3 separate regions of the Homo sapiens genome follow, and all the other regions are linked to region 2. Evidence: read pairs that join two places in POLR2A ChIA-PET (ENCODE). Cell type or tissue: PC-9. All regions are shown on one strand.

Region 1 (5,000 bases), 110 kb before region 2:
CTTCCTCTGGGAGATGCGAGAAGCAAACACTTTGCCATGGGAGGGGCGCTTCCCGGACCGGGCGGGGGCCCTGCCCTCCCCACCCCCAGACCCCTGGTCCCCCAGGCCTTCCAAGCTCCCAAAGAAAACTTGAACCCCCACTCCAGGGGCTCCAAAGTAACCTCCAGAGCCCAGATGGGGATGTTCCGGGAGCTGCTGGGGCCTCTCAGCTGTCCCTGCCTCGCAGGGAGGCTCAGGAAGGCACCCACACCCCTCCCTCATTCCCCCAGCTGTGGGTCTGTGGGGTCTCGGAGCCTCTTGCCCATTGGGGTGGGACTGGGGGCACGTAGCTCCTCCGAGCCCCTGGCGAGGAGACCGATCCTGAGACCCACCTGGGCCTACGGGGGGTCCCTTCATTGCTCCAAAATTAAGGGCTGCGGGCCTGGAGCAAAGACAGGCAGGTATGGCCCCTGCCCTCTGTCCATGAGAGGCCTCAGCCCCATGGGACAGGGCACCACCGCTGCAGGGAGGCGGCGGGCAGGTTGTGACCCCTCACCCTGGGGCCACCCTACCCGCTTCTAAGGCAGCCTGGGAAGGAGCCCTGCGGAGCTGGGGGGTGGGGAGGCAGAGGTGGAGAGGCGAGAGTTGCCCGCGGCTGCCCCTACCCCTGCCCATGTCGCCCACACTCCACACGGGCCCCACAGAAGCCTTCCCATCCTGGCTTTTGTTCAACCTCGGTGGGCGGCAAGGTGGGGGCGGGACGGAGTCTGCGGGGCCTGCGGGGCCCGGGCCTGCGTCACCGTCACTGGCCCGCCTCCCGCCCGGCCTATGGGAGCCCAGGGGACACACCTGTCGGGGGCCAGGAGCGGAGATTGGCCAGCGGGAGCTCGCACCTGTGTGGGGCGGGGAGCACTGCTCCTTGTAAGGCGAGCCCCCGCCGAGCCGGCTCTTCCCTCCCGAGGCCCCCACCTCGCCACCGCCTCCCATTGTCCCGTCGCCCTCGAAACTCTCCCAGAGACGGGCGAGTTGTCCACCTGTGCAGGTCTGAACTGACTTCCTGTGCCAGGGCCTCGCCTGAGCGGGGGCAGGAAGCTCACCCTTGCAGGTCTCCCCGCGCCAACGGACGCCCTGAGGCCTGACCCTGGCTGAGGCAGAGCACCCAGCTCCGTGGACCGGGACGGACGGGCTCAGGTGCCCCCCATTCCTTCCGAAGCCGGTTCACACCCACCCGGGCCTGGCACAGGGGAGGCGCTGGCTGCAGGGTCGGGGCGGGAGCAGCCTCAACCCGGCTCCTGGGCCGCGGCCGCAGCAGTGGAACCTGTCGGGGCAGGTAAGGGCGGGCAGCGGGGAGGCTGAGGCGCAGGGGGAGGCGGCTCCCTGCAGGGGGGCCCTCGCCAGCCCCCGCCGTGGCCGACGTGGGGCAGGGGCGCAGGTGACAGATGGGCTGTCGCCAGCCTGGCCAGCGTCCAGGGGAGCTCCGGTCACTGCAGACACAGGCTGGAGCGGGTCCTTCCCCCCCCCAGGGAAAGGTGGGCCCCTGCGCAGATGCGGCTGGGTTTCGGGTGTGGAGCCATCTTGGACCCACGGGCTGCGTCTTCCGGGCACGGGCACAGTGTGTGGGCTCCAGGCATGGGGTGCCCTCAGGGCAGGGCCTGGGCAGAGGGCAGGCTCCGAGAGGGGTCACGTTCTTGCCGCCTACCTGACAGCAGGCCTTCTAGAAAGTTCTCTCCAGAAGCAGCCACCGCCGTCCTGAGGCACTTTGTGCGGAGACGGGAAGCTGTCGCCTCAGAGGTGGGTGCGTAGAAGGGTTTGGCCGGGTGCGAGGATGACCGCGTCTCCCTTGGGCTCTGGAGTCTGCGGTGGGAAGGGCTTGGTTTCAGCACCCTCTGGTCAGAGGCCGGCCGAGCCCATGGGCGGTGAGGTTGGTGCCTGGGGTCGTGGCTGGTCTGGTACAGGTGGGGCTCAGCCCGGAGAAGCTGGAGCCGGTTCCCAGGCCCCGCGCTATGACTGGGGTGGGGGCAACGTCTCTCGTGAGGTTTTTTACTTAAATGTGAAACGGCTCAGTACGGTGGCCGCAGCCGGGAACAAGGTCCGACCCACCGAGGCCCAGCCTTGAACTTGCCGCGGGGGCACCTGAACACGGTTTTACAGCCCGGATCACTGGCTTTCTTGAAGTTTGGGAACTGATTGATCATGGTGGCGGGAGGTAAGGTTCATTGTTCTTGATGAACAAAATTCTTAGGGCGTGAAGAGCCGATGCTTTAATTAACCCCCCGGGAGCGTCTCAGGCCTCCCCCCGGGAGCGTCTCAGGCCCCGTTTACGCTGAGTGTCTGGGGAAAGACGTGGTTTGGTTTTGTTTTTCTAGTAACCCAGATGAAATGTTTAAAAGCATGGTTGGCAGCACATTGAATTTGGCAAAATTAAGGTTTGCATTTGTGAAAATGCGGATGCAGTTTGCGGTTCTTTTCAGACATTTTGGTAATTTGCAAATACTTATTTGCGAAACGAGTTTGTCAGAACATTTTTTAGTATCTAGAGGAAGATGAGATGGGCCGAGGAGGTCGCGCACCCCTGGATCCCTGGAGGAGCTGGTGTGTTCTCTGTGGGGCGGGTGGACGTGGCCCGGACACACGGGCCGTGCTCACAGCCGGCCTGCGAGGGCTGCAAATCCACGCCCGCCGTGTGGGTGAAATGGCGGCTTTGCCTCCCAGACGCGTAGCTCCGGCGACGCAGAGGGAAGAACCTGAGTGCCCGCCAGGCCGAGCTCCGCACCCCACCCCCCGGCAGCCTCTGACTCCCGGCTCGGCTCCCGCGGTCGGGGAGGGTTGGATTTCACACTTTGTTCTCGAGGCCGCACCATTGATTAAGCCCGTCGGGCAGGTTAACCAACAAGTTAGGTTTTCACGCCGGGATCACATTCCTCGCCGGGCGCTCCCACCCCACCCCAGCCTGTGCAGGTGGGACCCGGCCAGGCAGGCGGGCAGGGCGGCCAGGTGCGCCGAGGGGCGCCTCCACGGGGAGTGTGCTCCGCAGAGAACCCCTTGCTGGGGCGGCTCTGGGCCTCCTGACTCACTCCTGGATTTTCCCAAGCTGAGTCTGGCCCCGCGGTGATGATTAACCCAACACCTCAACCGGCACCGCCACGCTAGCTCCACTTCCCGGCGACGGTTGACAAGAAAGCGCCGCGTGGGGCTCTCGGAAAACAGGGAAGGTCCGTTTTCGCTTTTCATTTCTTGACCTGTGGCCACGGTAAGACTCGGCCGCCTGCCCACCCGACTCCTTGCCCCTCACCCCTGTGCCAGGCACAAGGCCCTGCGAAATCCTTGGTCCCCCAGCTGAGCCTGCCGGCCCAGGCCACCATCTCCCCACCCAGCCCTGGAGCCAGGGTCGGCCTCTCCTGCTAGCTGCTCGTTGGCTTTACAGCTTCTGCACTCAGGAGGCGCCTGGGAATCCTGCCCTGGAACTTAGGAAGGAGGCTTCTCCCACCTGCCTGCCACACGGGTCTGTCCCTGGGTCCCAGCCTCTGCCGTGTGCCCCTCAGCCTCCCGGGTGAGAACGCAATGACTGATGAGCCTGGGGTGGCCAGGCCAGCTCTGGCCCTGTGGGGTTCCTGAGAAGGCTGGCCCTGGGTGGCCAAGGGCCTGGGGACACTGGCCCCGGGCCCTGAACCTGGCAGTGGGAGGCCGGCCCGTCCGCCGGGTGGGCTGGGAACTGTGTTTGGCCCCAGCTGCAAGGGACGAGTGCCGGGCACCTGCTGCCCTCCCCACGTGACCTGGCAGCCAGGAATGGAGCTGAAATTCAACTCTGCTCTGAACGGGAAGTCTTAGTTTCCTTTAGCTCAGAAAACAGGTGAAATTGTGTTCCTGAAGCACTGATTTGATGGGATTTGATGGCATTGGTGGCGAAGGCCTGTGAGGTGATGGAAAGGGAAAGCCGGGTGCCCTGGAGCCTGACAGGCTGGGGCCAGGGCAGGGGACCTGGTGTGGGGTCTCCGGAGAGGGTCCAGGCGTGAGGGAAGCTGGGTCAGGACCTCGGAGACGTGGCCTTTGGAGGAGGAGACTGGAACCGGGTGGACCCGGCAGCAGGCGGGGGCGGGCGGACACGACCTTTGTTGTGGTCGGCGGGCAGACAGGGGAATCGGCACAGGGCCTGCGCCCCACCTACAGCCTCTGTGGGTGGAAGGTGCCAGAAAACTTGAAGAGTGGCTCTGGCCAGCTCTCTGGGCCCAGTTGGCACCAGGTGGTTGCAGAGAAAGGGTGGGAAGGAGGACAGGAAGGACGGCGTGTCCAGCGGGCGGGGAGCCTTGGTCTGGCCTGAGGGCTGAACCTCCCTCGGGTCCTGAGTGTGCCTGGAGTAGAAGCCTAGGGTCTCTGGGCTCCAGGCAGGGCCCTGAGCAAGGAGGGGCCACAGGGCTGCCCACTTCCTCCTGCCCCCCTGCAGAGGCGGCTCAGCCCTCGCGGCGTCTGAGGCTTGACTGCCTGTGTCTGTGTTTGTGGCCGGTCTGCCTCTGTGCCTGGGTCAGACCCCAGACCAGCAGACACACAAACCGCAGGGACGGCTGGGCAGGGTCAGGAGCCTGCCCCGCCCGCACCCCCACCCACACCCCCACCCCCACCCCCGCCTGCACCCCCTGCCCTCAGACGCTGTGCAGTGAGCGGGGCAGCATGGGAGAGGGGTCTCCAGGTGGCGGGGACCGTTCTGTCTCGAGAGCCTCGCAGACACCGGGCCTTTGAGAAGAGAAGGGGCTGGGCAGGGAAGCAGCTCCTGGAACACCATCCTGGAGACAGAGGCCCTTGTCCCCTGCCTCAGACAAGGCAGCACGTGGGGCCCGGGGGGCTGGGGCTGCTGTCCAGGCCTTCCTATGGGACCACCCAGAGGGAAGGTCCCCCGCAGAGGGGTGGGGGCAGAGGGCCGAGCGGGGCGGGCAGAGGGCCCGTGTCAGCCCCACTCCGACCTAGTCCTCGGCCGTCTGGCCAGGACACTTCGGCCCCCCAGGTGCCCACCCCAGGACCCAAAGCTG
Region 2 (5,000 bases):
GTTCCCACAAACCGGAAGTCTACTCTACCCAGTTTCCTTGCTGATATGCTTTGGCTATGTCCCCACCCAAATCTTATATTGACTTGTAATCCCCATAATCCCCCATGTTGAGGGAGGGACCTTGTGGGAGGTGACTGGATCATGGGAGCAGTTTCCCCAAGCCGTTCCAGTGAAAGCGAGTTCTCAGGAGATCTGATGGTTTATAAGGCAGTGTTCCCTGCTCTTGCCCGCTCTCTCTAGCCTGCTGCCATGTGAGACATGCCTCTTCCCCTTCCGCCATGATTGTAAGTTTCCTGAGGCCTCCCTGGCCACACGGAACTGTGAGTCCATTAAACCCCTTTTCTTTATAAATTACTGAGTCTCGGGTACATCTTTATAGCAGCATGAGAACCAACTCATACACCTGTAGACAGCCACACATTCCACCTCCTTTCAGTCTCCACCTGCAAGAGATCTACAGACTTGGCCTCTCTAACCGGTTTATTCCTCCTCAGAGAACCACCACCAGCAGCCTGTTTAGTGTCTGCTCCCAACCTGAGGATGTCAATGGCCAGGGCTTGGCTGCTCACCCCACACACCCAGGGCCTGGAGTGCAGAGCTCAGCCAGGGCACCCAACGCGTGCTCCCAAATGTGTGGCCTCAGCACCACCCCCAACCCTGCTTCTTGTTCTGGGGTCCCTGACTCTTGCAATCCTTGTTCACCACAGCCTTCCCACTCTCATTATCTTCTCTAACGCAAAATGTCATCACTTCTCCCATCAACACCACAGGAGCCTCCCAACTCCCCCCGTGGGTCCAGAAGGTCTGAGCTTCTAGTCTCTTCCCATTTCAAGGCCCTCCTGTACCCATAAGTCAACATACTGTTCCGATCACCCACTCCCCCATCCACCCTTCAGGATACTCCACAGCCAAGCAAATAAACATCAACACGTCCTCTTGCCTGCCAGCCCCTTGACAGAGGCAGCCCCAGCCAGCCCTCCTCATTCCCAGCTCCCAAGACAGAGCAGCCCCAGCCAGCCCTCCTCGTTCCCAACTCCCAAGACCCAGCACGGCCCAGGTCCCACTCCAAAGTCCTGACCGACACACTCCTTCTCACAGCTGCTTCCCAGCCTAGCCTGTACTGGAAACTCCCCAGGCCCTTCCCGGCATAGCCAGAGCCACCGCCTTCAGAGGCCTCCCTGATTTCCCTGCCAAATGCCTCCCACTCTGTCACACATCACTGGCCTCCATGTGACCCCACACACAACGCAGGGCCCTTCTGGGCCCCAGCGGGTTCCTCTGCCTAAGGAGTGCCTCCCCAGGAGGGCCCCCACCAGGGATGGGGTTACAGTCCTGCCTGGGAAGGAAGTGCTTCCACACAGTGGCATCCCCAGCTCCTGGCTAAAGAAGCCAATGGGCCAGGGATCTCCCCTCAGGCCAACACCTGGTGATGGCCACAGTGATGACCCCAAGCAGCACCGCCACACAGGCTGTCCTTTCGACACTCACCCTGAAGCTAACACTCTGCCATATACAAAATAATTCACTGGACAATTCAAGTGCAGGTGGGTCTGGGCTTAGCTAAGTGGCCAGGCCGCAGGTTTAACGAAAGTTCATGGACAGCCGCGCAAAAATAAAATAGATTCCATCCAATGAGTCACAAACAAGCTTCTCTCCCATACCTGCTTGGAGAGGCTTTTAAAATCATGTTCACGATTCAACTGCTGTTTCCCCAGCCACTCTTCCTGAGCTTCACACAGAACAGCATTCTCACGTCCCCCAGGAGGCCAGGGGGCTATTTCCCCCAATTCTTCTCATCCCAATATGACAGCAGGAAGGACAAGGAAAACAAAAATTCACAAAGGGGCTGGGCGTGGTGGCTCACACCTGTAATCCCAACACTTTGGGAGGCCCAGGCAGGCAGATTACCTGAGATCGGGGGTTCGAGACCAGCCTGACCAACATGGTAAAACCCCGTCTCTACTAAAAATACAAAATTAATCAGGCATGGTGGCATGTGCCTGTAATCCCAGCTACTCGGGTGACTGAGGCAGGAGAATCACTTGAATCCAGGAGGTGGAGGCTGTGGTGGGCCAAGATCAAGCCATTGCACTCCAGCCTGGGCAACAAGAGCGAAACTCCGTCTCAAAAAAAAAAAAAAAAAAAAAAAAAAAAAATTAGCCGGGTGTGGTGGTGGGCACCTGCAATCCCAGCTACTCTGGAGGCTGAGGTGGGAGAATTACTTGAACTCGGGAGCCGGAGGCTGTAGTGAACTGAGATCATGTCACTGCACTCTAGCTGGGCCAACAGAGACCCTGTATCAAAAAAAAAAAATTCCACAAAGGAAGCAAACTGTGAGAACAGAGTTTGAAGCATATGTGCCTCGGGTTCCCTTCAAACATCCCCACAGACAAAGGACACCAAGCATATCATCCTGCTGAGAGAAAGAGTTGGCGATTTTAAAACAAAAAGGCACAGGAAAAAAAAATGTTCACACACAGAAACTGCATTAAAGCAGCGTGAATCACCGAGGGCAGCTGTGCCCAGGTGCTGAGGCAGTGGCTGCCCAGCGTCCCTCACCCGTCCCTCTTTGTCTGGACAGCTCTTTCCTGCTTAGGGGATGTGGCAGGAAACCTTGGCCTGACCCATCGGCCAGGCGCATGGCACACCCAGGTCCAGGACTGCCAGGGAAGTCTCTGCCTTCTCCACCAGACTGCTCCGGAGGCTGGACGGAAGCCCGGGCCGATGGAAATGGGACACTCACCTGCGACTCACACATGCACCTGCCTGGGTCACCTGCCTGTCACTCATCCACGCACCTACCTGCCTGGCTCACCTGCCTGTCACTCAAGCACTCACCTACCTGCCTGGCTCACCTGCCTGTCACTCACGCACATCCCTGCCGAGAGTGGAACTGCTAAGGAGGTCAGCGGTGCCAGGCCGTGCAGATGACGGACTGCAAGTTCCGGGCACCCAGACCCAACCACGCCCTAGGCTCAGGTGCTAGACTAAGCGAGATACTCACGATCCTTTCTTCGGAAGCCAGATTACACAGTCTGGTTCCCCTGGAGCAGGGCGCGGGGCCACCGACCTGCCCCAGCCAAGCCCGCTGTACACTCTTCGCTGCCCACCTCCCACCGGGCTGAGGCCCGACCTTTCAGCCGCTTCCTATCTGGGTCTGGCAAGAGGATGGCAACCGGACTAGAGTTAAATACACACGCACTAAGTGGCAGGCACTGAAAAGGACGCCAGGAGGTGACACCTGGCCAGGGGCTGAAAGGATGCAGGGAACTGGCAGGTGTGGATGGCGAGGCCCGGCGCCGCTTAGAGACTTGTTCCGGGCTCGTGTCTCACTCGCCGGCCGGCGGTGGTCTCCCACTGTCACCGCCCGGGTTTCCCAGAAACGCTGGCCCTAAGCACAGTCCCGGGCACGCTCGTTTCTCTCGGGGTTTACGGGGCAGTCTGGAGTCTAACAGTTCAGGGGCGAGGCGACGGCGGGCTCGACGGCAGCCCTCCCCCGACACAGACTCCCGTGATCCACTGACGAACCAGGATCGAGGCTGCCCGTCCTGGGGCAGCTGCAAGTGTCCCAGCTGACGGGAAACCCGGCCGAGTGGTCAAGTCCCCGACATGACCCTGACCCGGAGCTCCGGGAGCCCGCCGTAACCGACCTCGGGTTCCGCGCAGGCAGGCTCGGGCCGGGGCCCCGCGGGCGGCGGGCGCGAACGGAGAAGCGTCGCGCAGGGTCCCCAGCAGCCCCGGGCCGCCGCTGTGGCCGGCTCCGGCAGGGGGGACGAGCGGGCCCGAGGACCCGGCGCAGGCCTGCGAGCGCGCTCACCTCTCCCTGTCGCTGCGCGTGGGCCGCCGCCGCGCTCAGGCTCGCCGTAGTCGAGGCCGGAGCAGGGTGCGGAAAAGCGGGGCCCGCGCCCGAAACAGCCGCACCGCCCCGGGATTGGGCCCACCGAACCCGCCGCAGCGCCGCCGCCGCCGCCTCAGCCTCCAAGATGGCCGCTCGCGGGGCGGAACCAGCCTAGCTTCTGCTTCCGGTGCGCGGTCCGGGGCGGTGAGGAGGGAGGGGGAGGGCTGGCCGCTCTAGGCAGACTGGCGGACCGCGCCCACGACTCTCTGTCGCCGTCGACCCCGGGGTGGGGGATGGGGCGGGGGGCGGGGCGGCGCTTGCGCACTGGCGGGCGGCTCCGGGCACCGTTAGTGGGCGCGAGAGCCCCAGACCCCGAAGCCGCGCGCTTCCCTCCCCATGTGCCACGGCCCAGGGCGGCAGGCCCGGCTGAGGGCGACCCCGGTGGAGAAAGAACCCCGACCCTCCCGCCTCCCGGCTCCCGCCTTGTCCTCCGCTCCCACGCCCCACCCGGCCCTTAGGGGAGGCGCGGCGCGGCCCGGGCATGGAGCGTCCCGGGCCCCTGGAGGCTCAGTGGAGGGTTGGGCTCCAGGGAGCTCAGAGCTCTCTCGTTCAGGGACCCGAGAGTGACACGCGTGGCATCTCTTTGCAACCCACGTCCGCGCCGCAGCACCCTCCCCTGCAGGTGCCTGCCCAGCCCCGGGATGCCCCTGACCTCCCCTTGGACAGACTGCAGAAAGCGCGGGGCGCTGCGTCCTCTCCACCTCTCTCTGACCCCAGACACATTGGGAGAGAGCGGTAGGTGGCGGGGCGCTGGGGTGGGACGCTGGGGGCAGGCGCGCAGCCCACCGCCTCCCTGAGAGGCCGCTGAGGACAGCGGGGAGCTGAGGGTGGTCCCCTGGTGGGGGATCAGGAGGTGGACCTCGCCACCTGGCTGCCTGTGGCCCTCTCCTTTGCCCCAACCCTGACTGCCTCTCAGGAACAACCACAGGTCAGCAAGGTGGCTGAATATTGAGGGTCAGTCCCGCTGTGGCTACGGGCAGAGGGCAGGCTGTGTCCATGCTCAGCCCTGACTCTGGCCCTCTGGGACACCTTGGTGGGTCTGAGACGTTGCTGCAGGCCGTGGGGCAGAAGCCAGGAGGAGTGTCCACGCAGCCTCAGCCCG
Region 3 (5,000 bases), 120 kb before region 2:
TATCCTCTCAGGGACCCAGGCTCTCCACACGACCCAGTTCTATCATCCCATCAGGGATCCACGCTCTCCACACGACCCAGCTCTATCATCCTCTCAGGGACCCAGGCTCTCCACACGACCCAGCTCTATCATCCCATCGGGGATCCAGGCTCTCCACACGACCCAGCTCTATCATCCCACCGGGGACCCAGGCTCTCCATACGACCCAGTTCTATCATCCCGTCAGGGATCCAGGCTCTCCACACGACCCAGCTCTATCATCCCATCGGGGACCCAGGCTCTCCATATGACCCAGCTCTATCATCCCATCAGGGTTCCGCGTTCTCCACACGACCCAGCTCTATCATCCCATTGGGGATCCAGGCTCTCCACATGACCCAGCTCTATCATCCCATCAGGGATCCACGCTCTCCACATGACCCGGCTCTATCATCCTCTCAGGGACCCAGGCTCTCCACACGACCCAGCTCTGTCAACACTCCCCTCCATCACCCAGCTGAGGCTGTGCCCATCAGGTTTCTCCACTAGTGGGACTGTAAACAATTGCATTTTATTTTTTTATTTTTGAGACAGGGTCTCACTCTGTCACCCTCCTGGGCTCAGGGGATCCTCCCGCCTCATCCTCCCAAGTGCTGGGACTCCATTGCGCACTCCCATGCCCAGCTAATTTTTTGTATTTTTTGTAGACACAGGGTTTCACCATGTTGCCCAGGCAGGTTTCCAACTCATCCCCCAGTCTTGGCCTCCCAGTGCTGGGGTTACAGATGTGAACCATGGCACCCAGCAAACAATTGCATTTTAATTCCAGATATTGAAAAATGCCGCAATTCATTGTTAGTATTATTGCTGTGCAAAGCCAAAATCAACTGGGATTTCATCACTTTTCACACAGCAGACCTTCTGCCTGGAACCGTCCCGTGGCTGTGTGTGCTTTGCACATTCTCTTAGCAAACGTTTACTGGTGGCAAATGTTCTCAGCTCTCTTCTGGTTGTTGTTTGTTTTGCTTTCTGGCCAGTGCATATTGTAAAGCAGCTGTTCCACTGTCTTCTGTCTCCATCATGCTGTGGGCATGTCTGCCACCAGTCCCACCACTGGTCTTTGGAAGTGAACCTGTCTCACTCTTCCCTGGCTGTTTTCAACTCTTCATTGTTGGCTTTCAGGATGGCTCACGTGGGCGGCAAGCTGGGGATTTCTGTGTATTTATCCGGCTTAAGATTCATGGGGCTTCTTGAATCTGTGTTTGGATGTCTTTTAACAGTTCTGGAAAATTCTCAGATAGTATCTCTTCAAATATTAATTTCTCCCATTCTCTCTTCTTCCAAGTCTCTATATTTTATATATGTATTTCACCCTCCCACCCTTATCCATATTGTCTTTTAAAAATATCTCTAGCCAGCCAGGCATGGTGGCTCAGGCCTATAATCCCAGCACTTTGGGAGCATGAGGTGCATGGATCACCTGAGGTTGGGAGTTTGAGACCAGCCTGATCAACATGGAGGAACCCCGTCTCTACTAAACATACAAAATTAGCCAGGCGTGGTGGCGCATGCCTGTAATCCCAGCTACTTGGGAGGCTGAGGCAGGAGAATTGCTTGAACCCCGGAGGCAGAGGTTGCAGTGAGCCAAGATTGTGCCATTGCACTCCAGCCTGGGCAACAAGAGTGAAACTCCATCTCGAAAAAAAAAAAAAAATCTCTAGCCTTCATTCTGGATAATTTACACTTACCTGTCTTCCAGTTCCCCAATTTTCTTTTGCTTCCTTCCTACCTTCTTTTTCTTTTTTTTTGACAGAGTCTGGCTCTGTCACCCAGGTTGGAGTGCAGCGGTGCAATCTCGGCTCACTGCAACCTCCGCCTCCTGGGTCCAAGTGATTCTTCTGCCTCAGCCTCCTGAGAAGCTGGGATTACAGGTGCCTGCCACCACACCTGGCTAATTTTTGCATTTTTAGTAGAGACAAGGTTTCACCATGTTGGCCAGGATGGTCTCAAACTCCTGACCTCAGGTGATTCTCCCGCCTCGGCCTCCCAAAGTGCTGGGATTACAGGCATGAGCCAACGCGTCCAGACCCCAGTTTTCTTTTCAGCAATTTTAAATCTTCTGTTAAGCCTATCCATTGAGTTTTAAATTGTGGTTATATTTTCATTTCTAAAAGCTCATTGTCTTTTTAAATCTACTACATAATTTTTATAAGCTAAAGTTCTCTGCAAATATAAAACGTCTTTTTTTGTTTTCAACACACTGATTTTAGTGTTTTTTGGTCTGTGTCTGATAATCCAATATCTCAGGCCCCTGTGGGGCTTGCTGGTGTCTGATTCCATCCGTTCTTGCTTATATCATATCTTTGCGAGACTGGTTATCTTCGACGGCGTGCTGGTCATTGTACTTGAACAAGTATCTGTAGGACGATTTGATGCCTCGAGCAAAGGCACTGCCCCATTCGGCTTTCCTCTGCCAGACACCTGGGACAATACTGCCTGGGCCTGAGTGGCCTTTGGAAGACCACTGTGGAAGTGACTTGAACTGGGGCTGCGAGGATGGAGTCACTTCACTTCGTCCTCACTTTGGGAGTGGAGCCCTTTGGGACTCCCAGGTTTTGTGGGGAGGGTCTCCTGGTGGATGATTTCCACATTGGAACAAAAGTTCACATCTGCTGACCCCCGAGGAACGTGGCAGAGTGCTCTAGGCAATATTTTATCCATGGCTTTGGCTTAGTGAGTTCTTACCAGCTCCTTGGCTCTTCGAAGCTTTAATCGGATGGTTGAACATTTCAGTACTTTTCAGCCAGCAGGTGGATCTGAGAACCTCCGCCAGCACGCCTGCAAACAGGCCACCCCTGTGGGCACTGGCCATGTCTCCTGCCTGGGGCACTCTCTCCCTTTGGCCTTCAGGACCCCACACTCTTCCCATCCAGGAGTCCTGGGATTCCTCAGGGCACCGCCAACCTGACCACAGCCTCCGTTCCCTCGTCATCAGGCGAAGCCAGTGCACTTCCACCCAGGCTCTGCCGGGCGCCGTAACCAGCATGGAGTCCCCACTCGGGAAACTCCCACTCAAACTACACCTGCTCAGCTGGAATCTGCAGGAAATCTGTGCCGACGACACCAGGGAAGAGTGTGCACATTCTTCCCAGCCTCCAGACGCCTTGTCCCCATCTCCATCCACCCCCTCCATTTCCCCGGCACCAGCACCCCAGCCCGCTGGTTCCCAGGAATGCCTGTGCTCCGGTGGCTGAGTGGGCTGAGCCTCAGAGGCACGTGGTGACCGGCTGCCCACAGGCTGGGCTGGGAGGCCATAGGGTCACCTCTGGATTTGAGCCTCAGAGGCACGTGGTGACCGGCTGCCCACAGGCTGGGCTGGGAGGCCGTAGGGTCACCCCTGGATTTGGCGCCCTAGAGGCCTCTGGGGACGAGGGTGGCTGTGGAGGACTGGGGCAGATCTCAATGAATAACTGAGAAGAAAACAAAGGGACAGGCTGCAGATCAGGCTCCCGGGAGAGGGCTGTGTCTCAGACCACGGGCAAAGCTTCCAGACTTTTGGTTAACGCCTTTCTGAGAATTCAGTAGAGGCCGTGGCTAAGCCTCACAGCTATCAGGGATACAGCCCTGGGGGAGGACATGGGAGCTTCAGGGCCTCAGGTGGAGGTGGGTCCGGTCAGGGTGAGCCAGGCTGAGGAGGCTGTGCTGACCCACAGGCCCCAGCTGGACACGGGCAGGTCCCAGAGCTTGGTTCAGGGCAAGAAGGTGGGGGGAAGGTGGGCCAGCACTTGCTTAGGGGGGCGGGGGGAGGTCCCGGGCACTGGGCTGGTCCGCCCTGTGGCAACCCTCTGTGGGCAGACCCAAGGTCGCACAGCAGGACCAGGACCCAGGACCTCGGGCTGGGGACAGAGTGACCTTCTGGCTTGAACCGTGGTGCCCTGAGCTTGCAGTGGCCAACAGGTGCCTGGGGTCTTGGGTCAGGTGGGAGGAGCCGGGACAAAGTGGGAGAAAAGGTAGCTAGCTGGAAGAGGGTGCAGGAGGCCCCCCGCTCTGTGCAGCATTAAATCATGGTGGGGTCACCTGCCTTGTCTGGCAGCATGGTAGAAGGGCATGGCCTGGGCGGGGAGCACTGGGCCCTGGAATCAAGGTCCAGAGGCAAAGGCAGCAGGTGGATCCAGCGAGCCCTAGGGACTGCAGCCCCGCCCCCAGCCCACCCATCCCGCCCCCAGCCCACCCATCCCATCCCCGCCCACCCATCCCATCCCCGCCATCCCCGCCATCCCCGCCATCCCCGCCATCCCCGCCATCCCCGCCATCCCCGCCATCCCCGCCATCCCCGCCCCCAGCTCCGCCCCAGCCCAGCCCCTCCATCCCCGCCCCGCCCGCAGCCCCGCCCCAGCCCTGCCTCCCATCGGCCTGGAGGCTCCCTGGCCTTCCTGCCGGGGTGGAAACGGGTGTCTGCTACCGGGGTTCGTGTGGAGCAGGAAGGGGGAAGGCGACGAGGTGGAAAAGACCGCTGGGCGCCCCGAGGAGGCGGAGCTGCTGGGAGGGGCCTCCCTCCGCCCGATCCTGTTTAATCTCAAACTCTAGGCCCTGGGGACGCGCCACCCTTCCCGCCGAGGAGACTGGGTTTTCCTCCCAGGGTTCTCCAAGCAAAGCCTGTCTGTGTTCCAGGCTGGTGCTGACTAGAGGAGGCAAAGCCAAAATTAGCCCCAGGCCCTCCCTCAAGTAGTGAAGGGGCCACCGGGCCTCCCCTCAACCCGTAGGGGGTCACGGGCCCCGCCCCGCTCCCGGTCAAGACCCTGACATTGCGGAGGGTCAGGAGGGGGGAGCGAGGATCCGGGGCCTGGCACCCTGGGTGGGGCACCGTCCCCAGGGAGGGTTGGGCAGGCGCCCCCAGCCTCCAGCCATCCCGCCCGCTGTGGGCGCCCCGGTGGCCGAGGAGCCAGGAGCGGCTCCCGGGGCTGTGCGCGGAGAACCCGGAAGAAGCGGAGGAGCCCCGGGCGGCGCTGAGCTGTGTCCCT

The links. Peaks named below come from ENCODE experiments on the same cell type or tissue, not always from the same donor. Only the 100,000 strongest peaks of a DNase experiment are listed, where the experiment ranks them.
Region 1: POLR2A ChIA-PET joins it to region 2 with 14 read pairs; 4 of 35 experiments call an interaction of 5 or more read pairs at or near these places.
Region 3: POLR2A ChIA-PET joins it to region 2 with 19 read pairs; 4 of 35 experiments call an interaction of 5 or more read pairs at or near these places.

The regions. Positions count from the first base shown.
Region 1 is chr1:1,161,950-1,166,949 of GRCh38, forward strand. It overlaps MIR200BHG (MIR200B, MIR200A and MIR429 host gene), which reads left to right and starts at 928. Exons shown (of 2, transcript XR_007065348.1): 1 at 928-1,309; 2 at 1,686-5,000. In PC-9, no CTCF peak of the experiment used is centred here; DNase peaks (open chromatin) are centred at 922 and 2,912; H3K4me3 peaks cover 4,319 bases; H3K27ac peaks cover 4,193 bases.
Region 2 is chr1:1,269,849-1,274,848 of GRCh38, forward strand. It overlaps UBE2J2 (ubiquitin conjugating enzyme E2 J2), which reads right to left and starts at 4,006. Exons shown (of 7, transcript NM_058167.3): 1 at 3,818-4,006. LINC01786 (long intergenic non-protein coding RNA 1786) reads left to right here and starts at 4,154. Exons shown (of 3, transcript NR_185846.1): 1 at 4,154-4,633; 2 at 4,955-5,000. RefSeq lists enhancers at 2,138-2,646, 2,647-3,153, 3,154-3,661, 4,852-5,000 and silencers at 3,851-4,430, 4,591-4,640. In PC-9, no CTCF peak of the experiment used is centred here; DNase peaks (open chromatin) are centred at 2,833 and 4,063; H3K4me3 peaks cover 2,734 bases; H3K27ac peaks cover 1,369 bases.
Region 3 is chr1:1,153,112-1,158,111 of GRCh38, forward strand. The region is part of intron 1 of LOC124903820 (a long non-coding RNA gene); the gene reads left to right. Among named protein-coding and RNA genes, the nearest start is that of MIR200BHG, 7.3 kb to the right of the region's middle. RefSeq lists a silencer at 4,722-4,961. In PC-9, no CTCF peak of the experiment used is centred here; a DNase peak (open chromatin) is centred at 4,470; H3K4me3 peaks cover 558 bases; H3K27ac peaks cover 588 bases.